2 separate regions of the Homo sapiens genome follow, and region 2 is linked to region 1. Evidence: read pairs that join two places in POLR2A ChIA-PET (ENCODE). Cell type or tissue: IMR-90. All regions are shown on one strand. Each heading gives the region's core, and the rest is flanking DNA. Links, peaks and the distances in the headings are about the cores only. Region 1 overlaps LOC105378250 (a long non-coding RNA gene). Region 2 holds the start of LOC105378250 (a long non-coding RNA gene).

The links. ChIA-PET counts read pairs that join two places held together with the same protein. Peaks named below come from ENCODE experiments on the same cell type or tissue, not always from the same donor. Only the 100,000 strongest peaks of a DNase experiment are listed, where the experiment ranks them.
Region 2: POLR2A ChIA-PET joins it to region 1 with 15 read pairs; 4 of 35 experiments call an interaction of 5 or more read pairs at or near these places.

What each region holds. Positions count from the first base shown.
Region 1 is chr12:53,803,605-53,812,949 of GRCh38, reverse strand. The region is part of intron 1 of LOC105378250 (a long non-coding RNA gene); the gene reads right to left. Among named protein-coding and RNA genes, the nearest start is that of CISTR, 56 kb to the right of the region's middle. In IMR-90, for the core only: no CTCF peak of the experiment used is centred there; DNase peaks (open chromatin) are centred at 6,049 and 7,679; H3K27ac peaks cover 153 bases; H3K27me3 peaks cover 3,656 bases.
Region 2 is chr12:53,735,542-53,744,886 of GRCh38, reverse strand. It overlaps LOC105378250 (a long non-coding RNA gene), which reads right to left and starts at 5,293. Exons shown (of 5, transcript NR_189099.1): 1 at 4,999-5,293. RefSeq lists enhancers at 852-1,398, 4,879-5,668. In IMR-90, for the core only: a CTCF peak has its summit at 1,092 (motif pointing right); no DNase peak of the experiment used is centred there; H3K27me3 peaks cover 6,245 bases.

The DNA of each region.
Region 1 (9,345 bases), core at 1,087-9,086:
AGTTTCTAGCAAAGAAAACTCCCTAATGTTAAACCCTAATTCTATTCCCCCAGTTCTTCAAAATGTTCCCCTTAGAAAATAAGCTACTGAGGCAGGTACACTGTCTCATGCCTGTAATCCCAACACTTTGGGACTCTGAGGCAGGAGGATTGCTGGAGGCTAGGAATTCAAGACCAGCCGGAGCAACATAGCAAGACCCCATCCCTAAAAACAATAATAATAATAATAAGCCCAGCACAATGGTACATGCTTGCAGTCCGAGCTACTTGGGAGGCTGAGGCAGGAGGATGGCATGAACCCAGGAGTTTGAGGCTGCACCGAGCTATTATCCTGCCATGCACTCCAGGCTGGGTGACAGAGCCAGACTCTGTCAAAGAAGGAAGGAAGGAAAGAAAGAAGGAAAGAAAGAAAGAAAGAAAGAAGGAAAGAAAGAAAGAAAGAAAGAAAGAAAGAAAGAAAGAAAGAAAGAAAGAAGAAAGGAAGGAAGGAAGGAAGGAAGGAAGGAAGGAAGGAAGGAAGGAAGAAAGAAGGAAAGAAGGAAAGAAAGAAAGAAGGAAAGCAAGAAAGAAAGGAAGAAAGGAAGGAAGGAAGAAAGAAAGAGAGAGAAAGAAAGAAGGAAAGAAAGAAGAAAGAAAGGAAGGAAGGAAAGAAAGAAAGAAAGAAAGAAAGAAAAGAGAGAAAGAAGAAAAGAGAGAAAGAGAAAGAGAGAGAGAAAGAAAGAGGAAAGAAGGAAGGAAAGAAAGGGAGAAAGAGAGAGAAAGAAAGCAAGAAAGAAAGCAAGAAAGCAAGCAAGAAAGAAAGAAAGAAAGAAAGAAAGAAAGAAAGAAAGAAAGAAAGAAAGAAAGAAAGAAAAGCTACAGTATTCTCATGGAAAGGAACTGACAGCTCCATCCCAGAACACAATGGGGCAGGGCAGGGTTGAGGAGAAGGATAGGGAAAGGCTTAGAAGGTGAATCTGCTCCTGGATCCCCTTCCCCACCGCACTTAACCTCAACTCTTAAGGTTAGACACATGACAAAACCTCTCAGTGCGAAGGACTGTAACCTCCCAGAAGGCTGAGGCATCTCTCTGGAGAGCTTTAACCACCAGAGCCATTTTCCTCTAGCGTGACTAGATGGCGTGCAGAGGCAGAGGGATGACAAGATTGGAGATAGCAACAGGGAGAGTGAATAGAGGAGCTAGGGAGTGACCACAAATTGGTCAGCCTGCCAAGAGCCACTGACCCCGTTTTAATATCCCAGAGGTTGGAGGCGAGAGTAGAAATCACAGGCTCCAGAAAAAACAATCTTTGAAAGAAAATTGGCTGTCGCAGCCAGAGATATATGAAAGTGCAGTTACAGTCGGGGGAGCGACTGTAAAACTGCACCTGGTTATTGCACTGACTGGCTGACACCATGATGCTTTTGCACTCCAAACAGTTTTTTTGAAATGAAAAATCCCTATGGACTTAGGTAACTAAGATGGTGTGGGATGCAGAGTGTAGAAGAGAAGGGGGCAGGGCCGCTCAAGCTTCAGTGTAGAGGCAGATCTGTATAAGTGGTTTGGCAGTGGCATAAACAGGGAGGAAAAGGGTTGAGGGAACCAGAGACTTAGAACTCAAGTCACACAATAACAAGGGGCAAGAAGCCAGGAGAGCTCTTATTCCAGGGGTTTTACACCAAGTTCCACAAATTAACTCTCCATCTCTGTCCTCTGGCAGTCTTTGTCTGGCTCTCAACTCATGTCTCTGCCTTTCCATCTGACTTTCCACCTCTTCATTCCTTCACTTACCTTTCACTGCTCCTCTCTCCTTTGTCCATCTTTGTATCTTTCACTTAATCTTGCTTCTGACTGGTTTTCACTATCTGTTCCTCTAACTATAACTATCTTTGTTTATCTGTCTCCATGATATCCGTCCCTCTTGTTATCCTTCCATTTTCCTTACAATCACTCTATTATATCCATCTATTTGGGCATCACTCTTTCTCTCCCCAATTCTCTCTACTCTAATGAAAAGTAGTCAAGGAGTAGAGAGAGGGAATTCTAAAGAAAATGATCAACTACCTTTTATTATAAGCACATGCTAAGTGCCAAGCCCTCACTTAAACATTCTCTTATTCAACCTTTACAACTAACCTGAGCAGTGGGTCTTATTCCCATTTTATAGATGGGAAAACAAGATCAAAAAGTCTAAGTGACACAATAGTGACAGAGCTGGGATTCAAACCCAGGCCTGCCTGGCTTCAACTACCCCGCCCTTATCAATTAATGGATAAGAAATACCAGAGAGAAGAGTGGTAAAAGGGCAAATAGTTGGGGAAGATTCTGGAGAAAACTGTGGAGGCAGGAGGAGGTAAATGTTTGAGACCAATCAGTGGGAGCAACTAGATGTGAACCCTTAGCTTGCCTCTATTCAGACATGATGAACTAATTACCAGATCTGATTAGGAGATCATCAGCACTCTCCTGACTCAAAAGTTGGGTATAAGGGAAAAGAGGACCACTAGCCCCAGGAAGAGCATCATGCCCCACAATCTGGACCTAGTCTTTTTCTAAACGTCCCAAAGCCAATTCTTTCCAACTGAGCTCTCAAAATCTTTGTGGGAAAAGGCTGGTTCCTTGTGGCTTGGGATGACACTATCTCACAGCCAAAGACACCTGTTCATTTGTTACATGTAAATAACATCATCAAAAGCAACACCAGACCACAAAATTCTAAGGCTAGAAGACAACTCTTTTATGTATCCCTAATAAATCCCTCCTTCATTTTAAAGCTTCAGTCCTCTCCAGGCCCGTCTTCCAGTTCCTTATACCCTTTGCTGTTCACAAAGTTTTTTCTTAGCACTTATGTCTGTCTCTCCTGCTAGAACTAAATCTTGGTGGAAACACTCTGCCTATCCAATTCTTGTATAAGGGATGGTTTCGTCTAGTTCCCATGAGTGCCTGGCGTGTGCCATGGAGCATGAGATGAGATCTCTGTTATCTCAGCGTCATTACAAATGGAATAATTGGTCATAAAAATTATGCAGCCTGTTGGAAAAGAAATAACACGCACTCATTACAGATTCCTGAGATAGCTTCTCCTGGCTAAGATTTCATGTTTTCTCCATATCCCAGTCATTACCAATATCCTTCTACCTCCAAGTGACCAAAACATTGAGTCTTCCTTAGAAGAATCCCAAGACAGACTACAGATCAAAGCTACAGCCTTGTCAGAAGTTTGCTCAGCTGAACCAACACAAATTGACCTAGCAATTGAGGAGTTTTTAAAATGCCAATTCCTTCCCTCATAGAGGAACTATGTGCAAATGAGTCTATATCTTAGATACTTTTTGAACCAGAAAGATGGGATTTCCTTACATTCTCTCCTCATCAGCCAGTCTGTACTGACATCAGTACGAAGTGAGATATGGAGAAAGGGGGTGCTGTCCTTGCCCTCGGGGAGCCCTCAGCTTCATGGGGAAAATGGACTGTTTAGAACACGGAAATACTGAGCCAAATGCTACAGCAATGGTTCTAAGAGTCAAGTCTCAGAGCTGGTACAAAATAGAAGAGTGAAATAACATGGTGGTAAGATGAAGTGATCAACTCCATGCCACCCCAAGAGAAAAGAGCAGTGAAGGGTATTAGTATTTACTCAGAATGACTGACATGCTGGACACTGTACTCTGAAAGGCCTGGGCTGTGCATCCTCTCCTCATCCTCACCACCAGGCCACAGTGCCTCACCCTGCCACTTGTGGTCCTGCAATGACACTCAAGGATTAGATAATAGCATGTGGTAAAATTCAAAGGGTATGGCTTCGAAAGATAAACACTTTTGGAGATGACAAAAGACACACATGAGGTCGTCTGCTCAAGCGGTAATATCTGAAGGCCTCTGCTCTAGAAACCAACACTATGAGAAGAACAAGAAACATATCACTCCACCAACAGAGCAAAACTCAGACACCTAGGGGCTCACAAAAACATGACAAAGACTCAGAGAAATTTTTTCCCATGATTCTGGGAAACATCTCTTATTTACATTATTTTTCCACTTGACAGGCCACCTCCTCCCTAGTTTACCCCAAACTACTTTGCCCTCCAGTTGCTTTCTAATCCCTTCATGCCCTAAAAAGTAATGAAGCAGTGGAATCTGGCATGTTCTCCTGGAGATGACCAGGAAGAGGGAGGCTCTAATCTAAAGAATTCCAAGCCCTTCCCAGCTCACAGCCTTTACTCCAGTACATCACGGCTCTCTTGTACCTGAAAGTGGGAGAATAGGGAAAGATGTTCCCAAGGGGAGAAGGAACAAAAAAAAGAGGGAGGCTGGATATGAGCCAAGCAGACTCAGAGACCGGCTCCAAGTTTTCCCAGCTGTGGACTCAACTTGTCGGAGTGAGAGCAAGGAGTGAGACGAGACAATTGCTATGTGAAGAACAGGTTTGACTCCCACACCCTATCTCCGCTCTTCATGCCCCTCCTCACTCCCTCTCAGTGGGATGAGGAAGGAGGGGAGAATTACACCAGCTCCTCAGCCATTCCCAGCTACAATCAAACCTCCTACAAAATATGAATCAGCCCCAGCCATGGGGACAGAAACCAGGTTATTTTGAGACCTGGAGCCCTGCTTCCCCCTAGGACTTTGGTGACAAATGTCTGTTTGGGGACAAGTGTTTAATTCTGGGGAAACACTATCAGCCAGCCTCAAAGTGAACTTCAGGGAACTTTGCCCCTGTCTGCCTAACTATGAGACAGCCAGCCAGGGAGTTTCTCATTATGTAAGCCTCATGCCTTCCCATTGGGGACACTGACTCCTGTACCCTCTCACCTTTGAAGCGTCAGTTCCTGGCTTTCTAGGCAATTCTGTTAGAGACTCATAAGTTTGAAGGACACAAAATATCTTTCTTCCTCTCCTCAAAAATATCCATACAGTTTGAATGTAGTCTAGAGGTGTTACTTAGATAATTTTAGTTATGCACACCTACAATATAAATTATTTATCACCCATCCTTCAGCAGGGCTTCTCAAACTTTAATGTGCATGCCAATAATCTAGAGATCTCGTTAAAATGCAGATTCCTCTTCAGTAAGTCAGGGGTGGAGTCTCCGATGCATTTCTAACAAGCTCCTGAGTGACGCCAATGCCTCTAGACCCCAGACCACATTCTGAGTAGCAAGGACATAGAATAGAGTACACTAATCCTAGCATAGATTTCAGCGAGAAGCTCACGACTTGAGGTTGCCTCCAGTCTGAGAGAGAAATAAGACGCAGATAAAGAAGCAAGAACAGGATAAGAGCAACCAGGCAGAATACTAGATAGAGGTTGGGAAGTGGGTGGGTCATGTAACAGAGGGTGGGGCATATTAGAACATCAGGATGTCCTAAAGCAGGAGTCTAAAGTAAGGGCCAAACCAGGCTGAAGAGAAGAATGAGGAAGGGCGATTCACGCAGGATCAGGCAGGGAAGAGGTCACTTGAATGAGGACTAGGACTCAGAATTGCCTCTCAGAGAGGCAAGAAGTGCCTCTCTGAGCCAAGAAGTGACGACAGAAGCTGCATGGAGTGAGTCTGCAGGTGCCAATGGAGAAGGTCTTGAAATTCTGTCGGAGGAGCTGAGATTTAAAAGAAGAAGAAATAGAGGCTCTGTGGTCAGAATGGTGCTTTAAGAAGCCAAGTCAAATCATAGTGGAAAGATGTCATGGGCTAGGAGGAAGGGGGTATGGGGAGCTCATGTTTAATGGGTATGGAGTTTCTGTTTGGGAAGATGAGAAAACTCTGGAGATGGATGGTGTTGATGGTTGCATAACAGTGTGAATGTATTTAATGTCACCAAACTGCATACCTAAAAATAGTTAAAATGGCACATCTTATGTATATTTTACTACAATTTAAAATCGCAGTGAAGGCATAAGCATTGCTATCTAAATGTGACTAAAATCCAAGCCCACCCTAGGCTGAGAACATGCTGAAAGACGGGCCTCCTGAAATGAAAACAAACTCTGACTCAATCCCTCCCCTCCCCCTTCACTCTTCTATCATAAGATAGGTTGCTTATGTTCTTAAGGATTTGAAAGAAAAACAACTCCATTACAAATGGGTTTCTGTTGTGCCTTTGAGCTCGACCTGTTCATCTTGAGTCATTACGAGCCGCTCTGCCGGTGCCATACATGCGTCTGCTCACTCTGCAGCCTGCAGATGAAACTGAAATGATGGGGGAAGGTAGGCTCTTAAAATGCCCAGGCTCAGAGTCCTTGGAAACATGCTGCTGTTTTCTGGCTCCACAAGGACATTAGGGAGAAGAGGGATGAGCTGAACTGGTAGAAAACGACAACAAACTGTGAAAACAACCTATCAGCCATCAAAGTTGGAAACATTCCCAAGAAGAAAAGAGTGGCTACCCTAGAGGCCAAGGCAGAAAGGCAGCAGCTCTGCCTAAGGAGGCAGGCATGGGAGACACAGAAAAAGAAGGAAAAAAGAAAGAGCAGGAAAAAAAGAGAAAGTGTATCCTTTCTCTTTAAAGAGAAGGAGCTAAAAACAATAGGATACCAGCACAATATATAAAAGTTTCTACCAGGCCCAGGCTGTGAAGACATGGGATTGCTATAGTAAAGGAGGGAACCTCAAGCTAGACAACTAGAAGAAATCCCTGACAGTATTAAGGGGAGCTGAGAAGGGAGATCAGGAAACCTAAAACATTTGCTTGGGTCAGTCTGGAGGCAGGTAGAAGAGAAAGGAAACCCTGGAAAGTCAGGCCGTTTTCCTGAAACCCGTTATGTGGATCCACTGAATGGAGAAGCAACAGACTGATACCCCATTGCCACCCATCCATCAAAGTTAGCCCAGAACGGGACTCCAGAGAGCTGGGAAGAGACTGGCCCTTCCTATCCTGGCATCCAGGAGAGTTCTCTGCCCCTAAGCAGCTTCTGTTCCTGCTCTCTGCCTCCTCCCTCAGAAGGTAATGGAGTGAATCGAGTCAGCTGCTCTTAAGTCATTAATAGGAGCAGAGCTTGATGATATGTTCTGACTCAGGCAACCTAGTCAGACTCTTCATCCCTCTTGGAAATCCATCATCTAGGATCAAGCATCACTATCGCTCTCCCATGTAATCCTCAGGCTCCTCCTGGACCATCATGCCAAATCCCTTGACTCCAATAATAATGCAAAGGAGCCGCATTGTGATGGGGGGATTTGTCCTCTGACTTATGTTTTCACACCTAAGTGCTTAAGGCCTCCTTTCTGAAGTTCTCCCTCAATCTCGATTACTGCAATAAGAGGCATTTTTTTCTTCAAGAAAATTGTTTAAAAGGGACATGGATCTCAGCTATAAAGATCAAAGAATTGTTTCCTATAAATAATAAGTAAATAGAAAAGAGAATAAGTTTGAGGCAATTCAGAGTTATTTAAAATTATCTTTTGAGCTGTTCTACTTGTAGGAGAAAAAAGTTCTCCATTCCCAACAAGAAGTTTAGAGAGAATCCTATCTAAGATTCACAAAGTTTTCAGAGGACTTTGACACCTATCATTTCAACCCGCCTTCACAAACATCGCAGGATATGAGGAAAGTGGACATTATGATACTCATTTTAAAAATAAAAAGTATAGGGGAGTAAATTAGAGCCCAGGGAATGATCTTAACTTCAGGAGTAACTAAGTCTAGGCATCAAGAAAAACTTGCCCTCTGTAGGAATTGTGAAACATTGGAATTCACTACTCAGGGAATGTGAGTCAATCCAACTCGTCATAGCTGAAAGAGGGCTTTGGAAAAACAAGGCCAAGGGGCTTCACTTGTCATATCATATCAAAATTGCTGTAGTACTTGTGTGTCTTCCCTGCTAGACCCTAAGCTTCCGCAGACAGCTCAGAGTCTGTGGCGGTTCACTGTTACAGCCTCAGAGCTAACCAGAGGGCCTGGCGTTAAACAAGTACTCAATAAATACGTGATGAAGGAAGGGGGAAGGGAGAAAGGAAAAAAGGAAGGTAGGAAAGGCTGAAGGGGGCGTGAGCAGAGGCTGAGAAGAAACTAGGGGAAGGAGAAGAGAGCTAAGGGGACCCAGGAATGGCACAGAAGCTACAGTAAACACGAGAGAAAAAAAAGGCAGGCCTTGGGGGGACACAGGAGCAAGAGAATTAGGGATTGCCAGGACACCAGTGAAAACAGAATGGAAGGAGGTCACAGAGAAAAATAGAAGGGTGTAGGGGAATGTCTGGGCAAGAAACATTCCCTTATGGCCCCAGCAGTTGGTGCCTCCTATTGGTGGCAGTTCCTTCTCCAGGATCCTGTAAACCAGAGGCTATGTCAGGAGCTAAGGACATGATGGCCAAGAAGAACTATGCACAGGACAAACAAGCAGGAGACAGGTATTTACTCAGCAAACATCTTGGAGCCTATTCTCCAAGGATGGAGGAGCCAGCTTTGGCAGCTGCTTTACTCTGAAGTCACTAGACAAGTCGGGCAGGTGGAAGGAATTCGGGGAGCACATAGGAGCTACTGTGCCTAAGACATGATCTCACTATGCTGGGCATCTGGGTACCCACCTCAACTGAGAGCCAATTACAAAATGGGTATGACTGGGGCAAAAGTCAGGGTACTCTTGGACAGGAAGCAAGTTTGAATCCTGGATGTGCTATGTATTTTTTTGGTGAGTCACTCAAACTTTCTGGCCCTCACGGGGAAAGTGGATAGAATTGGACAGCTAGGATTTTTACAATATCCAAGTCTTACAGGTTTGACACCTGCACATTTGGCAACATCTTTTTCACTGGCCTTTCCTACCCACCCACCATCATCAACCTCTTCTTCCTGATTCAGTCCCCAGTGCCCAATAGCAGGCACACTGTGTTGAGGCTCCTTGAAGAGCTGGAGAGATTTAGCATGTAGGAAATAGGTTCCTAGTGTTCCAGGGGGAATTTCAAGGAAGGTTACTGGACCATAGAGACCCAAACTTAGTCTCTGGTTTCAGAGAGGCCCATCCGTCTATACTCCAATTAGGATGGCACTGTTGTGAAGGCGCTTCCTGAAGTTCCAACCCACCCCACTGATAAGAAGTGTCTGGTTCCTGCTGCTGCTCTGTATCCACAAACTTCTTGCATGTACCTAGAGATACCAGAGGAGGTCGCTCAATTAATCTTGGAAGCTAGAGACACTGCCCTGCTAAAGACCCATACCCTCACTAACCTTCTCATCCCACCTCAGATCTTGATTCTTTTTTTTTTTTTTTTTTTGAGATGGAGTTTCACTCTTGTTCCCAGGCTGTAGTGCAATGGCACAATCTCGCTGTAACCTCCACCTCCCGGGTTCAAGCAATTCTCCTACCTCAGCCTCCCAAGTAGCTGGGATTACAGGCGCCTGCCACCATGCCCAGCTAATTTTTGTTTTTTTAGTA
Region 2 (9,345 bases), core at 651-8,650, 68 kb after region 1:
GGATTTGGTGACCCTTGGCTCACCAGAGAAGGGAGCTGGACTGAGGGGGAGTGATATAGGAGCTCCAAGAATCATTATAAGAGCTTCTGAGAGCCTGGGATTTAAGTGGAAAGAAAGAAAAACACTTCAGAAGGACTCTTAAGTGAGACCAGAAGGCCTGATAGAGACAAATACCCCCATCTTCACTCTCCCCAATACCCACTCTACAGAGGAGAATAACAAGGCTCATGGTTGGAACTCAGAAGTTCCGCTTTCCCCCAGTACCTATGAATCCTGGAGCCCAAGTGGAGAGAATTCTCCAGTGAGGTGGGCCACTCTGTCGCATCCCCTTCATCTCCAAGGATCCAAGGGGGCAGGGGAGAGGAAGATGGCAGGAGAAACTGTGGCAGAGCCGCCCTCCCTCAGAACCTTCCTCATCTTCCCCACTTTCTTAGGGTCCCAGCTTCCCATCTGCAGCTCTGATAGCTGCATGGTGGTTCTCTCCATTTCCAGTGCTATAGGAAGAATTGGAGTTAGACTAGAGAAGGGACTTCCCAGATCAGCATCTTGGTCATAGGCACAACCCAGGATTGGGTAGAAAGGCTAAGGAACCTAGGATTTTCTGAATAGGACCAATGAACTGAGCATGATGGGATTAAGGAGCCTGGAGAAGGTGGGAGACTCACTGACTGGGGGTGGAGAGGAGCTATGAAAAAGCCGTGCAACAGTCACAGGCAGAGCATCCAAATACACTTTGGGACTTACAGGAACTTCTGCAGATCAGACCTCAGCTCCTTCTGCTTCAGTTTCAGGCTGTTGCCCTTTTAGGGTTTTTGTTTTTGTTTTTGTTTTTGTTTTAGGGAAGGAGGATTAGAACAATAGGTTTGAGACTGAAGGACAGTGTTTTAATTCTCTGTCTCCATCCTTAAGTGTCCTTGCTACTTGGCAGGTTTCTACTTCCCTGTCAGTCAGGAATTAGGAGACCCCAATGTCAATTTGGAAATCTGAGGTTTGCTACCCTCATAATGTACACCTCTGCCATCATCTCCTCCTCCCTCTCCAGAAGATCCCACTTTCAGCGCAGGGACCCCAATCCTGCAGTTCTCCGTATCTGCCACAAGGTGGCAGCCAAAGCATCGATTGATCCAGAGCTAGACCTGGTGCCTCACTAGAGCCAGGACCCATTCTCCACTCACCCCTTCCCCACCTGGGGGCTGCCAACCCCGAAGGACCCAGGAAAGGAGAAACGTTCTGGAAGGACTCCAGCTCTTCGGATAAATGGGCTGGGTGAGGATTGGGAGGGAGAAGGAAAGGGAAGGTGCAAGGGAAACCGGAGAAACACAAACCGGAGAAACACGAACCTGGAAGTGGGGGAGCAGGCAGTCAGGTGCGGTGAGAAGCCCAAGTTGAGAATCACAGAGGGGCTGCCTGCCGCTGCCCACACCACACCCAGCGCCCCAGGGGCTCCAGCACAGCAGCCTAGAGCTGTTAACTTGCCCAGAGGCAACCAGAGCAGAAGTACCAGGAGCTGGGGTTGGGGGAGCCTACACCAGAGTAAGCCACCAAGATCCGGTCAGGGAAAGGGTCTGCGCCACCTCCTCCTCCTCAGTATGAGACCATGAGACCCAACGGGACTCCGTTATCCCTGCCATTCCCAGAAAACATTAAACAGGGAAGGGTTCAGTCAATCTCCCCTGCAGCACTGATTCTCCTGGTGCGGGAAGAGGGTCCTGGAAGACAGGAAAGAAGAAAGAAGGCAGATCCCTAGAGAGAAGAAAAACAGCCCTGCTCACAGGGAGGTGCCAGTATGTGGGGAACAGGCAAGATAACAGGAAGAGGCCTGCAAGCACCTTGGCAGTGGTTTCGAAAGGAAACATTTGGGATCCGGAACCAGGAGGATCAGTCAAGGAGGGCTTCCTAGAGGAGGACAGTATGGGACAATCTTGTAAAATGCTGAGAGGCTGGTCTGGAAAAAGGAGAGAGATAGTTCAGGCTGAAGACAGACTATATGTATGAAACTATTTGGGGTCAGGGGACGACTAAATACGTGGATGGCTGCTCAGGTGGAGCTTAGAGACCACACCACCCTGCAGCGGGAGAATGGGGAGTTGAAGGAACAGGCATGGTGCATGTGAGGCAATGAGGCCTCAAGACCCAGCTGGCACAGCTGGGCAGCACCTGGGCCTAGCTGAATATCCTCCCTCTCCCCGACCCCCACATAGCCAGGAGAATAAGAACAGAATATAGGATCCTCCAAACAGGGCACAAGAAGGACTCCTAGACCAGGAGTCAGGGGCCTGGGTTTTTCAGAAGCAGCTACTGCATAACAGGGGACACTGGGTAAATCTTCCCCCCTCTGAGGACTCTGGCTGCTGTCTGTACAGGCTGAAACTGATGCTCTCTGACCTCCCTTTTCTGAGACTGTCCTGTTGATGACTGCCCTCCTCCCAAAGAATGATCTGACTCATCTGTGACCTGCCAGGCTTTAGTCCTCCTTCTCTCAGTGTCCCTATACTCCAGACACACTCCTCCATCCAGAAGAAATTATTCCATTTCTGTGGTGGAGGGATGGAGGTGCAAGGCCCCAGTTTCACGAACTTAGCCTGGGCCTATTGGGCATCAAACATGACAAAGAGGATCTGAAGTTAGACTCAAGGAAGAACTTCCCAACACAAGTGGCCTGAAAACCTCAGCTTGTGTGAAGTGCATTAAGAATATATACTAGTGGCCGGCCAGGCACGGTGGCTCACACCTGTAATCCCAGCACTTTGGGAGGCCGAGGCAGGCAGATTATGAGGTCAGGAATTTGAGACCGACCAGCCTGACCAACATGGTGAAACCCCATCTCTACTAGAAATACAAAAATTAACCGGGCATGGTGGCGTGTGCCTGTAATCCCAACTACTCAGGAGGCTGAGGCAGGAGAATCGCTTGAACCCGGGAGGCAGAGGTTGCAGTGAGCCAAGATGGTGCCACTGCACTCCAGCCTGGGCAACAGAGTGAGACTCTGTGTCAAAAAAAAAAAAAGAAAGAAAAAGAAAAAGAAAGAAAGAAAGAAGTAATATATACCAATGGCGTCCAAGAGACCAGGAAACTGTTTTGGACCTCTGAATAGTGCCAATGAGACAGAGAGAAGTTTTGACTGTGGTTATGGTCCTCCTAGTTAGAAGGTTGCACATAAAGACTTCTGGGGGCCGGGCGCAGTGGCTCACGCCTGTAATCCCAGCACTTTGGGAGGCCAACGCAGGCAGATCACGAGGTCAGGAAATCCAGACCATCATGGCTAACACGGTGAAACCCCGTCTCTACTAAAAATACAAAAAATTATCCTGGCGTGGTGGTGGGCGCCTGTAGTCCCAGCTATTCAGGAGGCTGAGGCAGAAGAATTGCTTGAATCTGGGAGGCAGAGCTTGCAATGAGCCGAGATAGCACCACTGCTCTCCAGCCCGGGTGACAGAGCGAGACTCCATCTCAAAAAAAAAAAAAAAAAAAAAAGACTTCTGGTAATTCTACCACCCTGAAGTGGAGTAGGGTGAATCTAGAGTTAGGAAGTGCAGGTTGGTTAGAAGCTAATGGTCAAAACCTGTGGAGTGGGTGGCAGAGGAGAGAAGTGAGTAGGCCTGAATTCTTCACAGACTAGGCAGCCTCCCGTCCTGACCCCACCTCTTTATCACCCTCCCAGGTCAGACCAGAGCCTCTGAGCACTTCCAATTCAAACCCTGATTGAAGGCCTCAGATCCTAGTCTCCATCTCAGACCCCGGACCCTGATGCTGTCCCCCTGTGCCTGGAAGGGCAAAAGCACACACTTCTCAGGCTCCCCAACCAAGTAGGAACAGCCTTCCTCTCCTGGCCTCCCACCTCAGCATCACCACATACCACATGCTGGAACCTGCTAGAGATTTGCATAAATCAAAGATATCTTCACCTGAGTCTTCCAGCTCCCCCAAGGCACACCACATGCACACATACACATATGCACACGTTCGCCTGCACACATGCAGATACACAGGTGCATACTCATACATGCATCATACATGGACACACATAACCTCAAAATACAAGCATATGCACACACACCCTCATCACAAACACTCTCACATACATGCAACATACACATACTCATAAACTCACCCACATTTACAGACACACATCACATGCAAACTTACACATACTCACTCATCAAACACACTTGTTCACACTCATGCGCACATCCTCTGCTATTCCTTTCTACTGACTAAGGATCAAGAACCCAGGCTTCTAGATTCTAGAGATTTAGAATGTCCAGCAGAATGCATGTAAACTCACAGGAAACCTATTTTGAGTTTCTTAGCCCAAACTAGAACTTCTTTACCATATCCTCTTCCCTGCCTCCAGATCTCTGGACCTCTGGTCCAGATCACGGAAATGGAGCCTGCAAAGGTAACTCATTCATTCATGCAACAGACGTTTTCGAACACCTGCCACCTATGTGCAGGAAGCTGAGGTAGACACATAAAAGCATAAGAACTTCTGCCCCCTAGTGTAGTGGAAAGAGCAAGAGCTCATGAGACAAGGACCTGAGTTCAAATACTGCCTCCGTCTCAACAAGCTGTGTTACCTTGGGAACATTACATAACCTCTCTGAGCCTCAGTTTCATCACCTGTAAGGTGAGGTTAATAAAACCCAGTAATGCTGTGAGGAGTAAAAGGCAGGGAAAACCTCCAACAGCAATGTGCCCACCCATGAAAAGGGTCCCCATTCCCTTCCCTAGCCCCTGCAGTGGAGGTGGAGGGAGAGCGGCTCCCCAACACCCTCCCTGTCCTGCCGTCACTGAAGCAGAAACCCAGTCTCCTTCAGCCTCAGACCCCACAGGTGCGCAAACTTCGGGAAACTTAATCTCGGACTTGGGCAGCTCCGATCTGACTCCCCCGCCCCCGCCCTCGCCCTCGGCCCCCGCCCCCGCCCTCGCCCTCGGCCCCCGCCCCTCCTGGTCCATCATGCCTCTCGCCCGTTTGCAGGTCGCGTTTTCCGTAATAACCTTTAATGCGGCTGGCCACGGCCCAAATGTTCGCGATGGAGTGCTGGGCCCCGCGCATCAGATGGACGATGAAGTGTTAATCATCCCCCAGGGAGCCGTCCCGCGGAAAGTCGTCATTAATTTCTCTGAATTACACCAATTCCGAGACATTCTTTATGGACAGACAGTGCGGGAGACAGTTATATGACAGGACTTGCTGTGCTAAGCAGATGTGGGAGAGATTGCGTCGCCCCATGAATACTAAACAATCGCTCCGAAGAAACCCCACTAGCTTCTGCGCTCAGAGCTGGGACTCGGCTTACTCCGTCTCCCACCCTGATGGGCACACCCCTGCAGGTGCCTGGGGTTGGAGAAGGAGGGCTGGCGCCCATCCCTGCTGCATAGGTGGCCTCCTCGGCTCCCCTCCGAAGTCAGGCCTCGGCCACAGAGCAAGAAGTGGCTCTGGGGCTCTCACCCTCACCTTCCTGGGACCCTGCAAGGACCCACAAACACCCTTGCCTTCCCTGCCATAGCCTTTGCTCCCTGCATTCCTTCCAGGGCCTGAACTGCTTCTAAACGTCTTGCTGTCTCCCCTCTCTCCGACTCTGATCCTCCTCTAGCTCATCACCCAGACGACTCACTACCTGCTCGTTTCTGAGTCTTCATCCCGCTTCTCCCACCTCCCATCCTGCCCCGCCTCCATCCCTCCGACCCCCTCTTCCTGCCCACCTCCCACTCTGCTCACTTCCCCAGCCTGACCACTTTCCACCCTACCCAGGCTGCCTGCCCATCTCCCCAAAGAACCCCGCCTGGCAGTGGGCATAGCTTTCCCATTCCCTCCCTCGCTCTAACCGGCTGCACCCTACACTGTGCCCCATTTCAAGTCATCTCTCCTACATCTGCTTTCACACCTCGCTCACCCTTCAGAATCTAGCGGGGGAGGGACAAAGTTCAGAGCAGAATGAAAGGAAGGGGGTGTGACCCTTTTCTCTCTCCTCCTGCCCTCTGCCTGCTCTCCTCTCTTCTTTCTGGGATACTGGGAGGGGAGTCAACGAGAGCTGGGGACACCTCCCCACCAGCAGAGTGGTGGGCGCCAGGGAGTGGGGGAGAAGGAAGAGGGTGGCCGGGGAAACCTGCCTAGGCGATGGGTCCCACCTGGAGAAAGCCCCGCCCACCACAACGAGCTCCACCTCCCCTGAGCGGCGGGGGAGGCTCCGCCCTAAGGCCGAAGGGTCCTCCTTGGCAGCCCGGGGACCTTGGGAGGGCCAGGTTTCTCGGTCACCCCAGGCCACTGTCCCTCGGGGGAGGACAGAGGCAAGTGCACACTGTTCCTGTCAGGCCGTCCCTCCGCCTTTGCCGGAGGGAGGACCCCCTCAGCGCCTTGCGCGGGTCTGGGGGAGAGGAAGGAAAGTGCGCAGCCTCTGCGTCTTTCCTCCTCGCAGGTAATTTATGTCTGAGAGCGGAGCAGATGGCGGGTAATTTAGCAATTACCGTGTGCGGGAACGGGACTCGCGCCTCCACATGGAAGCCAAAGATTCCCCGCCGCAGTCTCATCTCATTTGCTGCCTGTTTTCTCTATTTTGTCTCCCCTTCCCCCGCCACACCTCGCTGAATCCCAAAACTCAGGCGGAGGGGATCTCCTGCTCGGGGTCCCATTTCATCCTGACCCCTCTCGACATCAGGCCTAGGTTTTCTGCCTCAGAAAACACGAGGTAGAGTCTGTTTGCTCACTGGGAGTCCTTCCTTCCCCTCTCACCTTCAGCCTTCTTGCTGCTCTAAGTGACCGTACTGTACTGGGAGGCTGTGGGGTTCTCTCCCAACCTTCTCCCCTACTGCCACTTCTTCAGGCTTTCCACGGTATTTTCCTCAAATATCTGGGTTCCAGACCCCCGGTTTCAGAATAGGCTTCTGGACCCCAAAGTTAACCCAGCGGCTAAGAAGCCTGGGTGCCTGCATGGGCAGCAAGGGGAAAGCAGTGATTGTTAAGGTGAGAGGAGCCCCAAAGCCCTTTGGAGCTCTGTCCACGCAGTGAGCATGTAATGAGTATGCAATGGCTGACAGAAGCTGGCCTGAGTGAGGAGAGGGCAGGCAGAGGGGACAGGAATGAGGCTGGAGGCATCTGACATGCCTCCTTCCCCTTCTACTCCCTTCCTTTCTGGGCCACCTGGGGAAAGGATGCTGTGAGATAGGCCCTGGGCCTGGAGACCTCCCTAAGCTGCACGGGAGTCGGGGGTGTCCTCCCTTCCCTCTGCCTCTATCCAGCCCAGCCCAGGACACAGGACACCCACAACCAAGAGGCTGTATCCCACACACACCCTGTCTTCGGCCGGGGCCCCTAGATCTCTGACCTTCACTGTCACCCTTAATCCTGGACTGCAGCTTGAATGCTCCCATTCCAACAGGACTTTAGGTGACCTCTGGGCTCTGCAGAGCTGGCCTCTTAGGCTTTGAGACACCCTCATCACAAACTCCCCCAGCTCCTCCTCATTCCTCAACACCAGAGGAGCACTAATTAATTAGCGTGTGCAACCAGCCGTAGGCACAATCTCGTTACTCACCACAGGGACCCGCTGTTAACATACCAGACCCCCGGGACGCCGGCACATGCCAATTACACAGCTAGCAGCTCGGCTAATCACGGCTCCTGGTGACACTGTGGCTTACAGAAGAATCCCCACTTCCCTCCTCCCACCTTCCCCTACACTCCTGCCTCTGGGAACAGGAGGCTGGAAGGGAGGATGTGAAGACTAGATGGGGAAAAGTTGAAACGCTGGGGAACAGGAGGCCAGCCATGGAGTAGCTGAGGTGAGAGTGGGACTGAAAAGTTAGAAAGAAGAATTCTCCTACAAATCACTTTAGGCTGTAAACAGACACTATGGAATTAGTAACTGCAATAAGAGGGTGTGCTGGTGGACTACAAGAAGGACTTCCTGATGAGGCCATTGCAATGGTAGAATTGGACCTGACAAAGGACAGCCTTTCTTCCTACAAGAAGCAGCCAAGGGAAAATGGCCTGTGAGGTGGAAGAGGAAGGGAAAAAGGGGAAGTTCCAGGAACTCAGGTATCTGGTGCCATCCTGTTCCTCAGCTGCAGTTCAAGGGTACAGAGAGGAGGCGGCCTCACTGCAGACACAGATAGACGGCTTCCCTCCCACACACGTCCCATTGACTTTGCCATTCTGCTGTCACTCCACAGCTTCTCCGAGATTTAACATATTGACTCTCTGAGCTGCAGAAAATTGAATTTTCTTCATTACGACTGTCTCCCGACAAAAGCAGCTCATAAATTCTACATCTTTTTCAGGCTTCCCACCCCCTCACCACCCAACATCTCTCCAGGGTATTCACATATTTGAACATGCCATTCACATGGGTGTAAAGGCAAGGCATGACCAGCACTCCCCACGGACACAGCATTCACAAAGACAGCGTTCACCCCATCCCTCACTGCCCATACATAGATCCAGTCTACACCCAGACCTGGCCACTGTCATCAGAAATGAGGGTTCATGTCTTCCACAACCAGGGTGGGTCCAAGTATATGGTGCCCCATATAGCAGAGTCACATGTCCCGTATCAAGGGGCGAAAGATCCCATGCCGTAGCCAATGCGTGTACGTCTATATTGTGGCCCATTAGCAGTCTCACGGGTGACACTGTCACATGGGACAGAGTCATCTGTCCTGAGATACAGTATTCACTCCAAGTCCACCTCAGTGCTACCTGGGCATAGCTACAGGTCCCTCCCCATAGTACTGGAATCCCTGCCCACACTCCCACCTGGGAATATGCCCACAAGTATGAAACATATGCAAGTCTCTCAAGCTTTGTATAGTCATAGACATGGAAGGAGGAGAAGAAACATCTCCTAGGACCTAGTGGGGAGTCTTCCTTCACACCACAGCAACCGCTCCTGTCTCCTCCCAACACTGTCCCCTGCCCATGCACATGTTAAGCAGCTGGTCTTCTTCCACTACTATAGTACCTCAGCAGTACTCCTTAAGGCACAGACACCTCCCTTCCACCATTAAGGGATGTTGGACTTGGCCTCCCACTCCAGAGTGTGCTCTCCCCATCTGACTCTCTCCTGCTTAGGCCCCAGGAACAGCACTGGGGGAGGGCAGGGCCTAGTTCCTTTAGCACCTGTGCCAGCCTGGCAGCTGAGGCTGTAATAGATGGGCAAGAGGCCAGGCTGATGGCCAGCACCATGTGGCTTGTGCCCAGGGCCAGATTGGGGCGGGAAGTGGTGGGCTAGGTGCCCAGGCACTCCACCTTCCAAAATGCCACACAATCTGTGAGTGGAGAGAAACAGAAAGAGGGACTCAGATAGATTCAGACGAGGACACCCCCTGAGACCAGACTAAGTCAAT